Linked DNA regions of Homo sapiens: region 2 is linked to region 1. Evidence: chromatin loops called from intact Hi-C (ENCODE). Cell type or tissue: psoas muscle. All regions are shown on one strand. Each heading gives the region's core, and the rest is flanking DNA. Links, peaks and the distances in the headings are about the cores only.

Region 1 (2,920 bases), core at 275-2,774:
GTGCCGATAAAACATTGTTATATAGGTAGAAATCAAAAAGTAATGAAATAAGATGTATATGTACTGACATAAAAGGATGTCAAAAATAGATTATGAGAAAAGTGCCAAAAAATATGTTTAATGTAATCCTAATTTTATGATTCACAAGAGAAACAAAAAACTGTCTAGGTTCGGTTAGGAAGGAGGAGATGTCTGGAATTCTATATGGTATATTATAGACCAAATTCCACTGTGGTTATTCTTCTAGAGAATAAGAAGGGACATGAAGGAAAGAAGGAATCTTTTTTTTTTTTTTTTTTTAACACAAATAAGTATTCTTTTAGAAGTTAAAAAATAAAAACACAATGGAGTAAAAAAATAAATTTCATATTTTTATTCAATTTTGGGGGGATCCTCTATGAAGTGTCTCTAAACATCACACGGTATTATCTTCCTCAATCAACAGTCATATTGTTCCACATGAGTAATTAAAATGGTTTCCCGGAATGCAAGTAGGAAGAGATCTGGGATGTTCTAGGTTGTACTTTCTCAGTTCCTTCAGTGCTTTGTCACTGCTTTTGGCTCAGAATGTTTTTCTGAGCCAATGACCTCTTTATTTAGCATTTTTAGCAAATCTACCTGTTCATGGGACCAGATGCTTCAAGGCTACTGGGAACTTACATAAAGTTATTACCATTCTTCCTGTACACTAAACAACTCAGCATCAGAGGTGCAGGCTGGGCTGGGAGTTTAGTTATTTCCTTTATCAATCTCTAGAACATAAACACTTATGAAGTGGCTGACAAGTCTGATGTTCATATCCACAATATCACCCAGCACCCAGAACAATGAGCTAGAAGCATTTTGGCTCTTTGTTTGAAGACAATTCTCACTAGTTGAAACAAATAACAAAAAATTATCCTAGTCATCTCCAACTGCTGTAACAAATTATTAGGTGACTTAAACAACAAACATTTATTTCTCATAGTTCTGGAGGCTGGGAAGTTCAAGATCAAGGTGCTAGCAGACCTGGTGTCTGGTAAGAGCTCTCTTCCTCATTTGTAGATAGCCACCTTCTTGCTGTGTCCTCACATGGTGGAGAAGGAAATCATCTCTCTTGTGTCTCTTCTTAGAAGGGCGTTAATCCCATTCATGAGGGCTCCATCCTCATGACCTAATCACCTCCCAAAGGCACCACCCCCTAATACATCACATTAGAAAATAGGACTTCAATATGAATTTGGGGGGACCCAAGCATTTGGTCCATAGCAGAAATTTATTGGAAAGATAACAGAAAAAAATAAAACTGAGCTACCAGGCTTTGAAGAGATATTTGCAGTACCGTTTCTGGGTATTTAGGTACTGCAACACAAGGACTGTTTCTTCAGGAATAAATTGGCTTAGCCAATTGCCATCTTTATGTCATTTCTTCTGGAAAAGACTTGGAGGAGCCCAGCTTAGTCTTCATGTTCACTCTATGGCTAAGAGTAGAATAACCCCTCGAAAGAAATCAAGGTGCTATCCGCAGGTGGAAAAGGGATGGATGTTGGACAGGCAAAAATAACAGACATCTGTTACAGGAGCACATGTTGACAGTTCAAGATGCATTCTCACCGAGGGGAAGAAGAAATTCCTGAAAGACTCATTACCCCTCCAGATGCCAGTTTCCTTCTTACTGTCTGAATATCAGCTCCTTCATATAGGACATCTTTTAGAACTTAATGCCATGGTTGGGGTATCCGCACATATAATGATATCCCTCCTTTTTCTTTTGATCAACAGTTATTTTACACTAGGATTTCTCAGTCTTGGCATTATCGATATTTGAGCTAGATATTTTTTGTTGTGGGGGGCTATACTGTGATTTGTAGGATGTTTAACAGCATCCTTAGCCACTACCTACCCACTGTATGCTAGTAGCATCCCCATCCATAGCCCAGTATTGACAATCAAAAATATCTCTGGACAACGTCCAGCGTCCTCTAGGGACAAGTTGCCCTTTGCTGGGATTCATTGTTTTATACCAAGATAAGATGTTTCATCCAACATTGCCAGCCCTGAGGACTTCAAAGTCCCACCAGATCTGCCGTGACTACCTTGAACTTGCAATGTCATATCTTTCTAGATTTATAACCTCAGTTGATCTCTGACTGCAGTCATAGTAAGTGATTGCGAGTCTTGTAACCTGAGCATGTACAGATGAACAAAGTGTACCTGATTAGTGCCCCCAGAGCTGACTGGAACAAAAAAGTCAACTGCATATGGAACCTAAGTACCCAGACCAAGGAGTGTGGACCAAATTAAGAAGTGAGGGGTGCCCTGTTCTGTTGCACTATGAACTTAAGGGTCAAGGACCTGGCACTGTCTCTCTGTGTAGCCCAATCAGACTGTGTCTCCTTGCATTTTCCTGTCTTCCTCATTGCTACTCTTTGTCTTTAAAACCTGCCTCTAGACACCAGCTTGATGAGACAGATTTGAGTGTTGCCCCATATCTCCTTGCTGGTAGACCTTGCAATAAAGCTGCTGCTTTTCTCAAAAGATGGTGCCATGGTATTGGCTTCTGTACACATCAGGAGGGAGCCAATTGCTCGGTGACAGATGTTCTTCATTCCTTGGCATTGGCAGGCCCTTTTCAAGCCTAGAGTGTCTGTCTGCTAGAGCACTTAGCAATCCTACCACCAAAAGTCCACCTCTGTGGAAAGGGCTGGTGGCCCAGCAAGAGCTTGCAGCCATGCCCTTGTGGATGAAGAGATCAGCGCCACCTGATTGTCCTTGAACACAAGAGAAAGCATATAATGGAAAATAATAACAGGCTTGAGAGAGACCAAGGTACTGAGACATGTACAGTATCGTTGGAGTCAGAATTTGTTGTAAGAAGTGTTTTTAAAACCTGTATCAGGCATATTGCCCTTGTTGAAACTTACGGATGAAATATTTTGAA
Region 2 (2,920 bases), core at 251-2,750, 56 kb after region 1:
ACTCCTTTCAGTCACATCATTACAGAAGCTCCTCGACTTACAGAAAGTTTCCATTCTAAACTTTCAGAGCTTTTCCTAAGGCAATTTTCACAAGTCCAAAATTAGTGCATTTTCTAAAATACATTTGGGTAATTTGTTCATTTACAAGCAACTATAAATTCCATCTGTTGTGTTAGGCAAAATTCCCATACTTTTGCCCTGGCTCAAGACTTTGTTCTTTTCCGTGAAAGTTGGTATGTTTTTAAGTAGAGAACCTTCTGAACATGGCACACCTTGGCCAGATTGTAGGCAAATGCCCTCGTCTACATTTTGCTCTGTGTCTAAGTGAATATTGTGCTTTCATTATTTCACTTCGAACTCTTCTCTCCTGCCATATGCTCTCTGGAAGTTATTTTTCTCATTGTTCATAAGTTTCAAGTTTGTTTACTCTAGAATACAGGAAAAGCAAAAATAGAATGTTATGCTGTGAGGGGCAGCGTCCGCCTGAGCTGAGTTTTTTTCTGGGGAGTGATAAATGATGCTGGGTTCCCTGTGGGTTAGAGGGCACCCAACTTCAAATAACTACAACATCCGATAACAAAGTTTTTCTCCATCATTTGCAATCCAAACACTAAGAACACAGCCCTGCGGACCCCTCATCCTTCATGTTCAATTGTAAATCCTGATTAAATAGCTTGCAGGTGTCAGGATTAAAGTATATGCAGTGGGAGCCTAAACAGAGGGCCAGCTGGGTTCCTCATTTGCCAGTCGCAGTTTCTTCTTTGTTTTGAAACTGTTGACAGTACAACTAAAAATGTTCCTTAGGGCCCAGACTGAGTTAAATAACAAGCAGGATGAGTAAGAGAACAGCTGTAGATATTTTTCTGTGTTTAACATACCTGCCTTGTTGATTTATAGGAAGACCCCCATATAATGTACATTTTGTAATCCAAAACATTTAACCTTTGCAGCCAAGTCTGTGATAGAGACATCAGAAACAGGAAAGGTCTTGATGGGCCTTGTGTTCCAAATGTTTTCCCCCCTCAAAGGAAAAGTGAAATGATGAAATAACTTGATTTTATTATTCAAATGACCATGGTGATATTGTCTAGGCCTCATGTGATACTCACAGTTAATCAGTGGGCAAGTGAAGCCACAGAAACCAGAAAGGCCAGCTCAGAGCAACGTACCTTGGGAATTCCTCCCTCTCTACATGTGCTGGATCGAGGAAGCCAGCTCTGCACTAATAGTCTCTCCTGCCTTCAGGGAGGGATGTGGACAGGAGCCCTCAGTGGGCCTGCCAAACCACAGAGTGGGGCTTTTGGCCACTCTCAAGTTCCTGCTTTTGTGCTACAGCACAGATAGGCATCACAAGTTTAGAGACCATGTGGAGGCCTTACAGTTTGTCTAGACTAGCCTAAGGCATTAGGGCGCCTCAACACAGCAGTAGAATTAAACAGGTTTGAATGGTAAAACCTACATCTTTTATGCCATCATGGTCAACTATCTGCTAAAAGCCTATTGCATTCGTGGTGCTGGAGTAGGCACCAACCTTAAACTGCAAGCTTCAAATAGTGTCTGTGATTACCACAGGGGTCATGGCCTCTCAACCCAACACCCATTCTACCCCAAGTGTTTCGGCCAATGATGGTCATCCCATTCCCCTTGCTAGGGATGGGCAAGGGACAGAATCCTGACCAATAAAATGTGAGGGGAAGACTGCCAGGTTCTTAGGTCCAAAAATATAGACACATGAAATATATTATCTTTTTCTTCCTCTGAACATTGTCTCGTCTGGATGAGGGTACCAGGGTGAGGGCAAAAGCTGATACACAGAGCATGGTGGAGCTAAGAGGCCCAGAGAACTGGGATCCTCAATGATGTCACTGAGCAGCTGAATTAGCCCTGGAGACCATTCTACTTCTGACCTTCTTGTTATATGACATGGTAAATTTCTAAATTGTTTCAGCCAGTATTACATTAAACTTTTCTGTTACTTGCAATAAAATACTTTAAGTGATGTAACTTCCTTTAAACATGCTACCCTCTAAAAACAATAAAGTATGTCAGTGAAGAGAGGACAAAAAAAGAATTTTACCAAAAAAAAAAAAAAAAACCTACTCTGCTTCTTATAAAGCAGAACTACTGAATGGACATATTTGCATTTGAGATATGCTTTTCATTAATTGGCTCCCTCAAGGCATCCCAGATGTCTGGGGGCTGATGAGGTGGATAGAGGCCCCTGCTCAGTTCATGCATAGCTCAAGCACAGCTTGGACAGGAAGAGCCACAGAGACCAGAACTTACCAGAAGAATTAGGAAAGTTAACATCTGCACAATCCCTTTAGAGTCAGGATCTTGGTTCTGCTAGGTGAGAGTATCGTGTACCCTAGAAACAGTGGAGAACTCCCTTCACATCAGAGCAGCTCCTGGGATAGCTGTGCAGACCACCTTCCTGACATGTGTCTTGGTAGTGTCATCAGGTGCTAAAGAAATAGGACTAAGAAACTGATATTGGAAGGGGATATGGCTTTCTCCACCGGTCAGTTACCTCTCATTAGTACTACACACTAAAGAAGTCATTTACTAAGAGCATCTTACTACTCTGCTGGGCACTATGAAATGCAAACTAAGAAAACCTAAAGATGGTCTATGAGGGTCCTAGAACTTCCAGAAGACACACACATTGGCCTATTGGTGTATTGAATTGCTCAGCTTACCAATCTAATGCTTAAGTTCACTCTGCACTTAGTCTTTCCAAGTGTTCCTCTGCCATCTGACTCCATCTTTAGAAACCTCTGATGGATAAAGGAAAATAGCTAATAGCTATTACTGTGTCTCGTGCTTGATGAGCACCTTATAGATATTATCTGATTAAATACAGCAATCCTATGAGGTATGTATTATTATTATTCCCGATTTACAGATGAGGAATTTGCTC

What was found. Hi-C counts contacts between places; a loop is a spot of excess contacts. Peaks named below come from ENCODE experiments on the same cell type or tissue, not always from the same donor. Only the 100,000 strongest peaks of a DNase experiment are listed, where the experiment ranks them.
Region 2: it touches region 1 in a loop (2.6-fold over the local background); 1 of 110 quality-filtered maps calls a loop at or near these places.

The regions. Positions count from the first base shown.
Region 1 is chr15:57,851,240-57,854,159 of GRCh38, reverse strand. No RefSeq gene overlaps it. Among named protein-coding and RNA genes, the nearest start is that of POLR2M, 150 kb to the right of the region's middle. In psoas muscle, for the core only: no CTCF peak of the experiment used is centred there; no DNase peak of the experiment used is centred there.
Region 2 is chr15:57,795,628-57,798,547 of GRCh38, reverse strand. No RefSeq gene overlaps it. Among named protein-coding and RNA genes, the nearest start is that of POLR2M, 90 kb to the right of the region's middle. In psoas muscle, for the core only: no CTCF peak of the experiment used is centred there; a DNase peak (open chromatin) is centred at 1,257.